Regions from separate parts of the Homo sapiens genome. Here region 2 is linked to region 1. Evidence: chromatin loops called from intact Hi-C (ENCODE). Cell type or tissue: PC-3. All regions are shown on one strand. Each heading gives the region's core, and the rest is flanking DNA. Links, peaks and the distances in the headings are about the cores only.

Evidence for each region. A loop is a pair of places that touch in the nucleus more often than their neighbours do. Peaks named below come from ENCODE experiments on the same cell type or tissue, not always from the same donor. Only the 100,000 strongest peaks of a DNase experiment are listed, where the experiment ranks them.
Region 2: it touches region 1 in a loop (2.7-fold over the local background); 2 of 110 quality-filtered maps call a loop at or near these places.

The regions. Positions count from the first base shown.
Region 1 is chr13:45,052,281-45,060,617 of GRCh38, reverse strand. LOC107984596 (a long non-coding RNA gene) reads right to left here. Exons shown (of 3, transcript XR_001749861.1): 2 at 5,980-6,335; 3 at 895-952. Among named protein-coding and RNA genes, the nearest start is that of GTF2F2, 64 kb to the left of the region's middle. RefSeq lists enhancers at 3,910-4,204, 3,934-5,133. In PC-3, for the core only: no CTCF peak of the experiment used is centred there; DNase peaks (open chromatin) are centred at 4,147 and 4,877; H3K4me3 peaks cover 1,226 bases; H3K27ac peaks cover 2,971 bases.
Region 2 is chr13:45,138,579-45,146,915 of GRCh38, reverse strand. All of the region lies in intron 2 of GTF2F2 (general transcription factor IIF subunit 2), which reads right to left. Among named protein-coding and RNA genes, the nearest start is that of GTF2F2, 22 kb to the right of the region's middle. In PC-3, for the core only: no CTCF peak of the experiment used is centred there; no DNase peak of the experiment used is centred there; H3K4me3 peaks cover 388 bases; H3K27ac peaks cover 1,405 bases.

The sequences.
Region 1 (8,337 bases), core at 39-8,038:
GCGATCCGCCCACCTCAGCCTCTCAAAGTGCTGGGATTACAGGAGTGATCCACCGTGCCTGGTCAAAAATAGCTTTAAAATATTATCCAAAAAGTGGAGACGACCCAATTGTCCATTAACAGTTGAATGGATAAATAAAATACAGTGTATGCCTACAATGGGATTTTATTCAGCCTTCTAGAGGAAAGCTATTGTGACACACAGTACAACATGAATAAACTTTGAGGACATTATGCTAAGTGACATAGCACAAAAAGACAAATACTGTGACTTCACTTGTATGCGGTACCTAGAGTGGTCAGTTTCACAGGGATAGGAAAGACTGGTGCTGACTAGCAGGTGGAGGGAGAGGGCGGTCAGTTATCGTTTAATGGGTACAGAGTTTCAGTTTTGCTAGATGAAAAGAGCTCTGTGGGTGGATGGTGGTGATGGTTGTACAACAATGTGAATGTGCTTAATACCCCTGAACTGTACATCTACAAATGATTAAGATGGTACAGTCTATGTGTATTTTACCCCAACTAAAATAATATTATCCAAAAACATGCATAACTTGTTGTTCACTATTTTTTCCTTCTACTAGGCATTCTGTGAGAATGGGATCTTGTCCGTCTTATTCCCTGGTATATGCCCCACATCTAGTACAGTGCCTAGCACATAACAATAGCTGTATAGATATTTGCCAAATGAATAAATCGTCCTAGGAGTGGGATTTGGGGGCAGAGGATGCTCCAGAAAAGCAATATCTCATATAATTAATTACCTAGGAAACTTTGGCAGGGGACTGCATAATTTGCTACTGATAATATTCAGTTACCATAGCGTTTGAGAATTTGTGAATGTATCTTTTGATTAACTACGAAAGAGAGGAAAAATAGGTATCATATTACAAACCTGTAGTTACATTGTTGATTACTTGGTCTCAGGCAGAAGAGGGCTTCTTTCTTTAAGCCTTTTAAAACAATGGGGATTTCTTTATTATATAATATTTATTGCATTTTTATATAGTAGCACAAATGTTTTACATTTTAGCCTGTAAGACTGACCTAAAATAAAACATTTCAGCCTTTTAATTTAATTATAGAAAATAGAAGCAAGAAAGGATGTAGCAGGGAAGAGGGGAAAATGAAGAATTGTAGGAAGCTAGGGAGAAAAAAAGGATAATGTGAAGGAATCAAGCCATTGCAATTGAAGACAATGTTGATTAAAATTAAACATGGCTTTTGACCCAGGAAGCTCATGCCTGGGAATCTATTCCACAGAGATGAAACCACTAGTTCACGTGGATGCTATTGCAGCATTATTTGTTGTGACAAAAAGCACAAAACAAAGCCCATGGCTGAATAATTTATGGCATATCAATATAATGAATTATTAATCAGCATCAGCCATTAAAAATAATGAAATAAATCTAAACCAATGGATTTAAATAGATGTTCATGAGGTATAGTTGAATGAGAAAAGGAAGATGCAGAAAAGTGTATATAATATGTTCTCACTTTTTTTTTTTTAATGGAGTCTCACTCCGATGCCCAGGATGGAGTGCAGTGGCACAAATTTTGCTCACTGCAACCTCCGCCTTCTGGGTTCATGCAATTCTCCTGCCTCAGCCTCCCAAGTAGCTGGGATTACAGGCATGCACCACCACACCTGGCTAATTTTTTGTACTTTTAGTAGAGACAGGGTTTCACCATGTCGGCCAGGCTGGTCTTGAACTCCTAACCTCAAGTGATTCACCCACCTCGACCTTCCAAAGTGCTGGGATTACAGGTGTGAGTCACCGTACCCAGCCACGTTCTCACTTTTATGAAGAAGAAAATGTCCAAACTCCCAATTTCTACACAAGATTTTGTAAGCATGGAGAAAAATACAGAAGTGTGCATACTTGGTTGGTGATCTGGCTTGTTGTGTGTGTTAGTGGAGCAATGGCTGCTGCTGGAGGGGAGAAAGGAGAAGAAGAGAAGGGGGAAATCAAGCAGAAAAAAAAAAGAGGAAGCATTGCGCCCAAATAGCCAATGATGTGCATCTATGTAAAATTATATGTGGCTGGGCGCGGTGGCTCACGCCTGTAATCCCAGCACTTTGGGAGGCCGAAGCAGGTGGATCACTTAAGGTCAGGAGTTTGATACCAGCCTGGCCAACATGGCAAAACCCCATCTCCACTAAAAATACAAAAATTAGCTGGGCATGGTGGTGCATGCCTGTAGTCCCAGCTACTTGGGAGGCTGAGGCAGGAGAATTGCTTGAACCCGGGAGGTGGAGGTTGCAGTGAGCCGGGTCGTGCCACTGCACTCCAGCCTGGGTGACAGAGTGAAATTCCATCTCAAAAACAAAACAAAACAAAACAAAACAAAAAACAAATAAAATTATATGTGAAACAGAAAAAAAAATAAGTTATGCAGAAAAGGCTAACTACTTGCTTCCTGATATCAGGAGGCTTCTCTTTAGCTTTGGTTTCACCAAACTTATAGCAGTGGGGTGGAACAGCCTTGAGTGATGCTGGCCTCCAAGAAAGATCAGGACTCTCCATCATGGTCAGCTTTCCTTTCTCCTGAGTGTGATGGGGCAGGGGTGAGGGCACGCTGGGAACCAAGTTACTTATTAATAATAATAGAAACAAAGGTGGTCCTGAGGACCTTATCAGAGACTCTCAGGGGTTTAAAAACATAGATGGAAATTGAGTGAGAAGGAAAAAGTATGGCAAACATACAACGTGGCTGGGTACAGTGGCTCACACCTGTAATCCCAGCACTTTGGAAGGTCGAGGTGGGTGAATCACTTGAGGTTAGGAGTTCAAGACCAGCCTGGCCGACATGGTGAAACCCTGTCTCTACTAAAAGTACAAAAAATTAGCCAGGTGTGGTGGTGCATGCCTGTAATCCCAGCTACTTGGGAGGCTGAGGCAGGAGAATTGCATGAATTGGAGGGCACCATATTCACTCTGGGATCTAGTACAGATCCAGGAAGTGAGCCCCACGTTCATCAAAGTGGTCTGCTATATGATCTGTGAAATGTTAAGATGTATTGTAACATGTATAATAGAGAAGAGGCCCATGGTGTGGAAAACATCATGTGGTGGTCATTCAGAGCTTGGATTCTGAGATCAAGTGGCTCTGGGTTCCAATCTGCATTTGCTAGATACAGGCTACTTTCATGAGACTCAGTACGGTGGCTTAAACAGGAAAGTCATGGCCAGGCATGGTGCCTCACACCTGTAATCCCAGCATTTTGGGATGCTGAGGCAGGTGGATCACTTGAGGCCAGGAGTTTGAGAGCAGCCTGGCCAACATGGCAAAACCCTATCTCTACTAAAAATACAAAACTTAGGCTGGGTGTGGTGGCTCACGCCTGTAATCCCAGCATTTTGGGAGGCTGAGGTGGGTGGATTGCCTGAGGTCAGGAGTTCGAGACCTGCCTGGCCAACATGGTAAAAACCCATCTCTACTAAAAATATGAAAAACTAGCCTGTGTGGTGGCAGGCACCTGTAATCCCAGCTACTCGGGAGGCTGAGGCAGGAGAATCACTTGTACCCAGGAGATGGAGGTTGCAGTGAGCTGAGATCGCGTCACTGCACTCCAGCCTCGGTGATGAGAAACTCCGTTTCAAAAAACAAAACAAAAAACAAAACTTAGTCTGGCATGGTGGCATGCGCCTGCAATCACAGCTACTTGGGAGGCTGAGGCAGGAGAATCGCTTGAACCTGGGAGGCAGAGGTTGCAGTGAGCCGAGATCACACCACTGCACTCTAGCCTGGGCAACAGAGACTCCGTCTCCAAACAACAATAACAACCACCACCACCACCAAACCAGGAAAGTCGTGCAGTTCTCAGGTTCACAATCCAGATAGTGAGTGGAGCTAGTCTGGTGGATTGATGGTGATGGACACCCAGGCTCCCTTTGTCCCTCTGCTGTCCTGTCCCTTATCAGTTCACCATTACATTTGCCTTCAGGCTGTTGAAGGGAGAAACAGAAAAAAGGAGGCTCCCCTCCTTTCCTTCTAAGTGCTACACTCAGAAGTTGAATGCAGTCATTGGCTAGATTCCAGTCACGAGGCCACACCTAGCTGCAAGGAAGGCTGGGAGATGGGGTTTCGGACAAGCAGCCACCCAGCCAAAACATCCATGACTGAGTAAGACAGGAGTTGGCCTTAATCCCCAAATCACACAACAATAGCCTTATAAGCCTAAGAAGGAGTGGCAGCATGAACTCTGAAAGCATGTAACAGGGAGCCCTGATCCAGCCACAGGGCTTGGGGTGAGGAGGTTTAGGGAACTGACTTTTTCCAGAGGAAATGATTTTGAGCGGAGATCTGACAGGTCACTGGATGAAGCAAAGAAGAGGGTTCCAGAAGGAGGAACACTGCACAAAGGCCCCAAAATGGGAAGGACAAGGCATGTTTGAGGAATTGAAAAAAGGCTTAATTTAAGGAGAAGCATAGATGGGGTTTCTTCCCAAGGAATGGAGCCTGGCTAGTGAAAGATATTCCAGCACGAGCACCAGCTCTCACAGATACCATTTGTTTTCTGTGGCTTGGAAACATCCCACGGTGGTTTGTCTGGCAGCCCAGAGAGAGCTGACATTGGTTTGAGAAGGTCTAATTATTCCTCGTCTAAGACTTGTGTAAATGAGTAAAGTCTTTGTGTGGGTTGCTTTAGAAGAATTTGGCAAAGTTGTGTGCCTCGTTTGTGTTATTTATAATTTTAAGAAAGCTTAGGAAACAGTTTTAGCATCTTGTCTATAATATATTGAAATGCAGTGGCTTTGAAAATCATTTGCCTTTTTGAATTAAAGGAACAGATCGGCAATTGAGTAATGGATCCACCCTGGGACGTGGGAGGTGAGAGCAAAAGTAGTTGTTGACTCATCTCCATGTATGTGTGGTAACACATGAAAATCAGTTTCATTACTTTATAGCTTCACCACCTATTAAAGCCCTGTAAAGTGTGAGTCACAGGAAACTTGAGGTACTGGAATTTGAGAGAGCCCAGTATAAAAATTCATGAAATCTTTCTGCACCACTTACTCTACTTTTAGTTATTGCAACTGGGTAATCGTTTTTTTAAATTTTAATGTGCTTCTCCTTCACTTTCCCAAGGACACAACCTGTACTTTAGCTGGCTCCAGGCGTCTGTCTGATTAGGGAACATGCACATCTGTTATGGGAGGAAAGCCGAGAGAAAGACTGGGTAATTTCGAATTTTTGGCACTCAAAACCAGGATCAGGCAGCTGGCTTTCATCTTGAAGGTGGATTTTGCACTTCAGCATCTTTATCACACTCAGAAACCGGGGCCTGGCTCAGTTTAGGAAAAGGCAGTGCAGCATAGAGAAGATACTCCTAAGGCGAGCTGCCAGAGAAGATGCAGAATGCCCAGTGAATTTTAGATAAACAATGAATAATTTGTTAGAATAAATATGTTCCAAATATTGCATGGAACATAATTACACTAAAAAATTTGCTGTTTATTTAAATATAACTGGGCATCTCGTATTTTTTTTTTTTTGATAGGGAGTCTCACTCTGTTGCCCAGGCTAGAGCGCAGTGGCGCGATCTCAGCTCACTGCAGCTTCCATCTCCTGGGTTCAAGCAATTCTCGTGCCTTAGCCTCCCAAGTAGCTGGGACCACAGGTGTGTGCCACCATGCCTGGCTAATTTTTTGTGTTTTTAGTAGAGATGGGGTTTCATCACATTGGCCAGGTTGGTCTCGAACTCCTGAGCTCAAGCAACCTGCCTGCCTTGGCCTCCCGAAGTGCTGGGATTACAGACGTGAGCCACTGTGCCTGACCTGTATTTTTATTTGTAAACCTGGCATTCCCACCCCTTAAGGCTAGGACAGCTAGATAAGTACCACTCTATCTATAGTGGGAAAATAAACCAGGAGGGAAGAGTAGAGTGTGCTAGTCATACTGACAGGCCAACCTTGAAAGCCCCTTTCTCTATTTGAGCAGAACCCATTCCCACTAGAGAATCAGAAAGTACCAGATCTTGCTTTTCCAGCTCCTTGAGCACAACTGAAGGCACAGGCCAGTCAGGGACATCTTCCCTAACCCTGATTGATGAGAAATCAGGGGTTTGGAAGAAGCAGGTGCGGTACAGAGCAGATGATGGCAGTGACCGTAGCCGCATTATTGATCCCGTGTTGTCAGTGGTGGAACTTGTGGGGTCCAGCACAGAAGTGTTTCTAAGGCTTTCTTGTGGGCAATTGTTCCTGGCTGCAGAGCCTCAGTGCCTGGCTCTGGGCCTCTCAGGTTCCTGCAAGCCATCCAATATCCTTCTGATAAATTCCTTTGCTCCTTAAGTCCAGCAGCGTCGGTTCTGTTCCTTGCACCTAAAAACTGAGTGATAAATGAAATAAAAGCCTTTTGAGGTGTGAGGAACTGTGGAGAGAACAAGAGGAGTGAGATGGGAAAACAGAGTGGGCAGAAACGTGCCTGGAGAGCAGGTAGTATACAGTAAATCAGGGGAGGATAGGGGCCTTCTTACAGGATGCCCCTGTACCATTCTGCACTCACAGAGCCACTTGGGGAGGTTGCAGCCAGTTTTGATTCATAAGGACCAGTTTCCATGCTGATTGTATGGTGCTTGTACTTTACTGGCTTTTAAGTATTTCGAATGACTCCCGGGTGCACCCATTTCATCTTGGACAGTCTCTGAGAGTTAGTTGTTTAAAGCCTCCCTTGATGCCAGTATGTTACAGATAAAATCTAGAGTTTAGCTGAGGAGATTGACATAATGGAGGAGCAGTAGTTCCACAGCAAAGAACTGTGCAGTGAACAGCACTCAAGCCAGGGTTGAATGGGAAACACAGACAGACTTGACTGTGTTAGGGGACCCAGTAAGTGTTCATAGTCCAGGCAGCACCCCTGGGCCAGGTCAAGCTAAGTTAGACTAGGATAGCCATGGAATTTCAGCCTCAAATGCCAGCCCTGCCAGGGGCACTATGAAGGAAAGAGATGCTGCCTATGTTCTTGAAGTCCCCAACTCTTTTTGGCCATCATGAGGTTATAAAAACCATAATCTTCCATGCTCCCTTAGGGAGAGAAGCAGAGGGCAAGGTGGGCATAAGACACACACATGGACATAGGTGACCTACATGGATGGCCAAATTATTGTATTAAATATTTAGTCACTTCTGTGGCCCATGCCTGTAATCTCAATACTTTGGGAGGGTGAAGTGGGAGGATCTCTTGAGGCCAGGAGTTCAAGACCAGCCTACGTCACATAATGAGACCTCTGTCTCTACAAAATTTTAAAGCTAATTAGCTGGGTGTAGTGGCACGAGCCTGTGGTCCAGCTGTTTGGGAGGCTGAGGTGGGAGGATTGATTAAGCCCAGGAGTTTGAGGCTGCAGTGAGCTATGATCAAAACACTGCACTCCATCCTAGGTGACAGAGCAAGACCCTGTCTCAAAAAAAAAAAAAAAAAAAGAAAAGAAAAAAATAGTTTACTTTCTGCACACCTGAATAATGACATGTATTAACCTTGGTGACCCTGCTTTCTCCACTTCTGAACCCACACCTTGTGCCCCAGCCATCATTCTCCAGACCCTGTACACGTTGCCTGTGGGGCTCATGAAGCCGATGTTCTCATGTGGAGTTCGGGATGGTGGCTCAGCTGCTGCTGCTTGTGACCTGGGAAAATCAATGGTTTCCAAGGTGCCTCAGCGTTGGAGCCTATGTCCTCCTTTTCATTCTGTTCCCTCGCTGTGGAACTCTCTCTTCTACACTTGAGAAAACCCATTAGCCCCTCAAGAGCCAGACCAAATGTCATGACTGAGAAATTTCTTAAGACCTGCCTTCCCTTTCTAGACAGAATTGATTGCAGCCCTCTTTCCCTGCCCTTTGCATTTGAAGGCTGTGTGGCTGTCTGCCTTGCTGGGCCAGGAGCATATAGAGGACAGAGACCACATGGTTTTCATTGTTCCACCCAGCTTCCAACATTGACCCAGCAAAGAGCTGGGCCCTGACAAATGTCAGCTGAGCTAATTGAATGAGTATCCTCCTTTGTCTTCTATTTACCTACCCAGTCTCATATTGAAATGGCCTTTAATTGTATTTGCCTTTGATCTAAATACTGGTAAGTGTTCATTCCTATCCATTTATTACAGCATTTAGTGCAATAGCTTGTGCGTCATAAGTGTGCACATGGTGGTTGATTTAATTGGATGTCTTGGTTTAATGCCTCCATTCACAGGATGTGACTTTGAAGAGACCTTAGAAATCATCTAGTACTAGCCAGGCACGGTGGCTCACGCCTGTAATCCCAGCACTTTGGGAGGCCGAGGTGGGTGGATCACCTGAGGTCAGGAGTTCGAGACCAGCCTGGCCACCATGTGAAA
Region 2 (8,337 bases), core at 312-8,311, 86 kb before region 1:
TTGTTATTCTACATTACAACTATAATATACCCTTTGTATGATGACCTGTGTGCAAAATTTTAAATGCTAATTATTGTACAATACAGTGCTATCTTCAGAAATTAATGAAGTAAACATCTGGCCATCCTTTCACTAAATTTCTCAGAATGCTGTGCATTTTCTCCTTTACTACTCTGAGTCTATTTCTCAATACCCCACAGCTACTTTTTTAGATTCCGGTCTCATTCCTGTTGCCTTTCTTAATTTGTATTAATCATGTCTTTCCTTTTTCTTACACTTTTAAAATACTTCTTGGATTTGGTACCAATGGGGCCTGGCTTTTCACTAACAGGCAATAAGCAACACCTTTTCCAGGTTAATAAAACAATATCATTATTCAACTGTTGGCTCTTGTTGGTTTTGTTTTGTTTTCTTTTTGTGACAGGGTCTTGACCTGTCACCCAGGCTAGAGTGCAGTGGCATGATGATGGCTTACTGCAGCCTTGACTTCCTGGGCTGAAGTGATCCTCCCACCTCAGCCTCTGGAGTGGCTGGGACCACAGGCGCTCATTACCTTATCTAGCTAACATTTATTTTTATTTTTGTAGAGACAGGGTCTCACTATGTTGCCCCAGCTGGTTTCGAACTCCTAGACTCAAGTGATCCTCCTGCCTTGGCCTCGCAAAGTGCTGAGATTACAGATATAAGCCACCGCACCAGGCCTTGTTTTAATTCCTATTCATACTTCCCCTAACTGAACAACTGAGCTCAAAAACCATTAGGTGAAGCCAAACAACATAGGTATCTTCTTCAGAGTGGGTTGGATAGGATGGTCATAGTCCAAATGGGGTGAAGAGGATGCCACTGGGGTGAAGCAGGCAAGCAGGGGCAAGGTATCAGAGCCCAGTCAGGTAAGGAGGGCATCGCTATAAAGGAGTGGCTCAGTAAGAAATGTGTCAGAGCCTGGCGGGTGAGAGCATCCACATATAGGAGGACAACCTGAAACAGGATGCTGGACCCTTAGTGGGGTAAGGAGGCATTCCTATGGAGGAGGGGAGAAACCTCAGAACAGGAATGAAAGCCTGAACAGGGTGAGGAGGGTGTCCCAGTGGAGGACAGCAAAAGTGGCAGCACACTGAGGGGAGCTACAGCCCAAGCAGGGTGAATAGGGTATTTGCACATGGAGTTGGGAACGGACTGAACAAGTAAGAACAGAGGCCCAAACAAATAAGTAACTATATTAAGGACAACAGGAACCAGGTTTCTCACTTTTGGAAAAGAAGCACAAGTAAGAAAAGGAAGAAAACTGGAACAAAGTATGTGGTATTTTATTGGAACTGGATATATTAGTGCAAACTCATTTCAATATATGTAAATATAGAAATACAGATGTAAAGAGGGATGTGTGTGGGGGAGGTATGTGTGTGTGTACATATGCTCCCTAGCTCTGTTCACTGAGAAGGCCTTGGAAGCAGCAAGAAGCATTTGGGGTATCCAGATCTTAGTTTCTAAATATCATTCTCCCCTAAAAGGAACCATGGCCAACCCCTTGGAGAAATGGCTAACTCCAGGGCTTAGGCAGAAATGTATAAGATGAGTCTAAAACATCTCTCTATGTCAAAAAAATAACAAGTGCTCAAAGAATGATGAAGACATGTCAAAAGGGCATAAATATTTTACTATTAATTTATCCTCATATATTAATCTTTCCATCACTCACCTATTACTTCCCTGGGATAAGTTCCTAGCAGTTGATGGAATGAAAGAAACAAAGAGAAATTTACAGAATTGCTGGATGAAAGGCATGAATTTTTTTTATTAATTTTTATAGCTTTCTCATTATCCCAGTCCCACTCTACTGGATGAGCTCATTTGTCTATCTCTCTAGATAATGGCATCATCGAGAACTGAATAAAATGCTTGAGCTGTGAGCTAACTGGCAGAGAAAACAGTGGGATTGTTATTCTATGTTGTTTTGAGCAGGAATATGTGTGCATGTTGTGTAAGTTATATACACACACATATATGTTGCCAGACTGCCTTTCAGAAAGTTTGTAACAAATTGAACTCCCGTCATCATATTATCAGTATAACACTGTTCTAAACTCAGTCAATTTTATAACAGAAAAATTGTGTCTCATTAATTTTTTGTTTCCATACTTTTTATTATTAGCGGGTCCCCACATGACCCAGAATGTTAAACATGTTTAGAAATAAAGCTAGAAATAAGCACTTTGGGAGGCCGAGGCGGGTGGATCACGAGGTCAGGAGATCGAGACCAACCTGGCTAACACAGTGAAACCCCGTCTCTACTAAAAATACAAAAAATTAGCCAGTCGTGGTGGCGGGCGCCTGTAGTCCCAGCTACTCGGGAGGCTGAGGCAGGAGAATGGCGTGAACCCAAGCCGAGATCGCGCCACTGCACTCCAGCCTGGGTGACTGAGTGAGACTCTGTCTCAAAAAAAAAAAAAAAAAAAAAGACCAAAAAAAGAAATAAAGCTAGAAATAAAAATCTCGGGGAGAAGCCATATTATTAGTACAGGCTACATGATTATCAATAAGATATAACATATATCAAACATTTGGACAACTGAAGTATTCTGAGGCAGGATGGTGATGTACAAAGAAGGTTGCCTTTAAAATTAAACAAGCTAAAGCAAAACTATAAACTAATTTTTTTTTTGAGACTGAGTTTTGCGCTTGTTGACCAAGCTGGAGTGCAATGGTGAGGTCTCCGCTCACTGAAACCTCTGCTTCCCCGGGTTCAAGCGATTCTCCTGCCTCAGCCTCCCGAGGAGCTGGGATTATAGCCACACACCAACACATCTGGCTAATTTTTGTATTTTTAGTAGAGACGGGGTTTCACCACGTTGGCCAGGCTGGTCTCGAACTCCTGACCTCAGGTGATCCACCTGCCTCAGCCTCCCAAAGTGTTAGGATTACAGGTGTGAGCCACCATGCCCAGACCAGCAAAACTATAAACTAATTAAAATGTGGCACACATCAGATGTCCAAAGATACAAAAATAATCCAGGTACATTGGTTTAGAAATATCATATAAATTGCTTGATAAAAATGGTCCAAATGTTACCAACTGTCAGAACAAGCTGTTACTCTCATCTTATTCACAACTGGACTCTCCTTTTTTCGAGTATTAAGACAGAACCAAATTCAGGAAGAGCTGCATTCCAGGCTGCACGTCTTTTCCCTCCTCTCTGCCTCTCCCAATCTCTCCACCCACAGCCCTGTCTTCTGGAATAAGCAGCCACGCCATACAGATCTCCTAGTTTCTGGCCTGCGACACACAGCAAGCTGCTGCTGAGCTTCGGAAGATGTGGTAGGGAGGGAAGGTCCTCCCACACCACATTAGACACAATGCAGTATCTACTATCTGGCCTGTGTAGTATGCGTGGTTACAACAGCAGGAGAACTCTTATTAACTACGTATTTTACATGCATTTGAACCTATGAGGTATTAATATCATCTCCTCAGATGAGGAAACAGAGTAAACAATTTACGCAAAGTCACATAGCTAGTAAGTGATAGGGTAAGGACTAAACCTCAGGCTAATTCCCAGGTCCATACTCATAACCAGTATGCCACACTGCCTTTCTAAAATCTTAGTTGTTTTCATTTTGTACCCAAATACACATTTTTTTAAACCACAGGTAACCTATAACCTATAACCTATAAACCTACATACTTAGAGGTTAATCTGCCTCTAGGAATCAGTAGTTGATTCTACATCTGTGAGTACAGTTTACCTGGTCTGCCCTACATCTTCTCTTAACAGCCCTAGACTTTCAAATGTTCCTTATAAGACATTAATTTTTTTTTCCAGCTTTCTGATTATCCTAGTCTCACTCCACTGAATGATCTTATTCATCCATGTCTCTCTTTAAGTGCAGCACTAAGAACTGAACATAATGTTTTCACTGTGAGCTGACTGGCAAAGTAAGGAGGAGGATTATCATTCCACTTCATTCTAAACAACAGACATCTATCAATGGAGCCTTTTGTTTATCGGCTCATAAATTTGATGACTCATATTAAGCTCAAAATCAACTAAAATCCTGATAACCTAGTCACATGCACTGTAAGACATTCCCCACCCATCCTACACTTGTTTAACAGTGAATTTAGTTAATTCAGTAACAGCAATGAAAACTAAGTAAATTAGTAAAGTAAACAAGACAGCCTGGAGAATACAGCCAGGAGACCAACTAGGCAACAAGCTGTTTTCAAGCATTTTCATAGCAGTCTTAGGGTACTAATTACTATAAGTCTGTTCTCATCACTAAAAGTATCTAGATCTTCTACAAGACTGATTATGTGTTACGTTAGGTAGAAAATCTGCTAGACCTGTTGCCTACATATAAAACATGCAAACACACACAATTTGCTCCTTATTTGTCTCTGATATTGGCATAGGTAAAAACCACTAGATTCCCTTTTAAGAAATTCTGAGGGCCAGACGTGGTGGCTCACGCCTGTAATCCTAGCACTTTGGGAGGCCAAGGCAGGCAGATCACTTGAGGTCAGGAGTTCAAGACCAGCCTGGCCAACATGGTGAAACCCTGTCTCTACTAAAAATAAAAAAAATTAGCTGGGCATGGTGGCAGGCGCCTATAATCCCAGCTACTCAGGAGGCTGAGGCACGAGAATTGCTTGAACTCAGGAGGCGGAGGTTGCAGTGAGCCGAGATCACGCCACTGCGCTCCAGCCTGGGCAACAGAGCCAGACTCCATCTCAAAAACAAAATGGTGGGCTTACTTTTTCTTCAACTGTGGTTGAGGAAACTGATTTGAATAAAATAATTTCAACTCACTTCTACTGAGGTTTTACTTTCAAAAGAATTCAAGACTAAAGTGAGAAAAACAAGGAATGTAAGTACTGGCCATGTACTCTAGGGAAGAGATCAAGATGCAACAAAGTAAACCAAAGCCTCAGAACTACATACAAGAGAGAACAACAAGGAAAGCAAAATCAGACTTCTGTGCTATGTTCTGAAGTTAGCAAAACTAAGCCTAAAGGGGTTAGAAAAATACCTTGCTCTGGTTAGTGGATTTAAAACATAACAATGTTTTAAAACTTTGTCCGTATTAAACACCCAAAATGATTTGTATGGAGAGTAATCTGGAGGCTTACATACCAAGCAGTTACCCATGGCCACCTCTAAAGCATGTGAATGGGGAAAACAGAGACCTTTTCATTTTGTAAAAATTTTAAAGGAAAAAAAACAAGAAAGTAGGTATTACTTATACACTAAAACACACACACACAGTATTTGTAAGGAACTTTGGTTGGATCCCTAGAGAAATCAAACAATGCCAGCTCATAAATCAGCCTAGTAATGCATAGAATAACTACCCACCGTCTTCACCCCTACCCCTACACACACATCTGCTAACACTTAGGACAACTATATTATCAAAACCAGGACACCCTGGAGAGTGGAAAAGGGGGCACTATTAATAATTGCATAGGGAAACACATAAACTGGGAGGGTTCCAGGCAAACCTGGAGGTTTAGCCACCCTATGTGGATTAGCAACTATGTGGACCATCTGCTTTAAACTAAGAAAGAAAAAGACCTTGAGATTTTCTACCAAGCAAGGATTCATAAGGAAAAATTGCAGCATGCCCATTATTGCTTATTTAGCATGCTATCTTTAATATTTTACTTTAGTGATCAAAGTGGTACTTGAGATTTACATGGGTTTCTCTCAGCCTTGTTTCCTTTCACTCTTTTTCCTGTAATATTTTCCCCCTCCTCCCAAAAAGAGATACTATATTTCTGAACCAGGTATTTTCTTTACATAGAGGTTTTCAGGAATGTATTATTCATGGGACATGAATATTACATGGAAGGAGAACATTTGAGTTTACAAATATTTTAACAAATGCTAAGCTATTTAATGTTTTATAAACATCCTATGGGTTGGGAAGGCATTATTATCCACATTTTACAAACAAGAAGTGTAAGGCCCAAAGCCAAACAACTATCAACAGCCATTCAGGACTAGAAGCCAGGTCTTGAGCTGTATTGTGAAGGCACTCCACAATACCATGAGGTTCATCATCTAAGTACTCTCTCCTTTAGCCTGCCTTTCTTCAGTGACATACATTCCTGAGATTTTATCTTGGTTGTGGCTCCCATTTCAGTAAAACCTAATATAAAAAACTCTGAAGTTCATTACAGAACAGTAGCTAATTATGTACATTACAAAGAACTTCACATTGAGGGAAAAAAAACCTGTACATTTCAATATTATTTTTCTCTTTCAATAAAAGTATGACAACTCATAAAAATGTGACACATCTACAACTTTCCAGGAATATGTTCATCTTATAAACTTAAATATACAAATAAATAACTATTTCCATATTATCTTAATGGATTCATATAAAAGCCCTGCAAAAAGGCAACTTTTAGGATAAGAAATCTAAAGTCAGAAGATTCAGTGACTTGTACAAAGTCTCACTCATAGTAAATGATTGAGTTAGAACTAGGACATGCTGGAGTTTTCTGACCAATAAAAGGCCAGAATACAAGCCTGACTCCACTATGAACATATACTCAATCATTCCTTGAGAAAACGAGATATTACAGTTGGCCCCCTATATCTGAGTGGTCAATATTCGTGGAGTCAACCAACTGCAGACTGAAAATATTTTAAACATCGGCTGGGCATGGTGGTTCATGCCTGTAACACCCACACTTTAGGGGCTGAGGAGGGAGGATCCCTTAAGCCCAGGAGTTTGAGACCAACCAAGGCAACACAGGGAGACTCTGCCTCTACGAGAAAAAAAAAAAAAAAATTAGCTGGGCATGGCAGTGCTTGCCTGTAGTCCTGGGAACAGAGTGAGACCCTGTTTCAAAAAAAAGAGAAAAACAAATAGTAACAACTATTTACATAGTTTTTACACTGTATTAGTTATAAGTAATCTAGAGATGCTTTAAAGTATACAGAAGGATGTGTGTAGGTTATACGTAAATACTGTGCCATTTTATATAAAGGACTTGAGCATGGTAGATTTTGGTATGGGAGATGGGGCATGCCAGACACCAATCTCCTGCAGGTACTGAGGGACAACTGTACTTGTCCCCACCTAACTTTAGAACACAGTGTCTACTATGCCAAGCATTGTTCTAGACAATGGAGATATAGTAATCATCAAGACAAAAATCCTGACCTGGTAGAGTTTATACTTTAGTAGGCGATATGAACAACACATAAACAAATATACAGTATGTCAGATGGGTATAGTAGAAGGAGAATAAATAACAACACAAAAGAACAGTGAATAATAAGAGGGTAAGGGAGATAGAGCCTGCAGGGTGCTATTTTACATATGGTGGCCAGAAAATACCTCAATGAGCTGAAATTGTGAACAGAGACCGAAAAGAAATGTGGGAGTAAGGCATGGGGATTATCTAAAGGAAGAGTGTTACAGAGAGAAAAAACAGAAGAATAGCAATTATTAAGTTTGAGATGCTTCTGAAACATCCGAGGACATCCGAGGACACAGTCCAAACATCAACAACACAGTCAGAATTACGAGCGTGGACAGAGAGAGAGGTGTGTAAATACATTTTTTGATTTTTACTTATTTTCAGTTGAAATGAACATTTATTGAGCCCATATTAAATGAGACACAGCTAAGAAATGCCCCTGCCCCATCCATGCACAATTCACATCACCCAACCCAGGATCAATGTCTTGCTGTTTCTCCTCAGCTGGGTACATCCTACATTTCACTAGTTTTCTACCATTATGCAATCTCCTATAGTGGAGTAACAGGCTTGTCTTAAAGCTCAGAATCTTCTTAGAAAGTAGTGGATAACAGTCATAGTCACAGCTAACTAAAAATTTGCTTTAACATGCGCTGAGATGGACTCATTGCTTCCTGTGAATCTGCTAAGCTTGTCTGTCACTCTAATGATGGGCTCTTTGGAATAAACAGCATTCATAATAATCTTCACTCGCGGCCGGGCACAGTGGCTACCGCCTGTAATCCCAGCACTTTAGGAGGCCAAAGCAGGTGGCTCACTTGAGGTCAGGAGTTCAAGACCAGCTTGGCCAACATGGCGAAACCCCGTCTCTACTAAAAATACAAAAATTAGTCAGGTATGCTGGCGCACATCTATAAGCCCAGCTACTCAGGAAGCTAAGGCAGGAGAATCGCTTGAACCCGGGAGGCAGAGGATACAGTGAGCTGAGATCACGCCACAGCACTCCAGCAAGGGCAACAGAGTGAGACATTGTCTCGAAAAATAATAATAATACTGATCTTCACTCACATCATAATCGTCACTCACAAGTTCTCTGAAATGGATTATAATCAGCTGTGGCC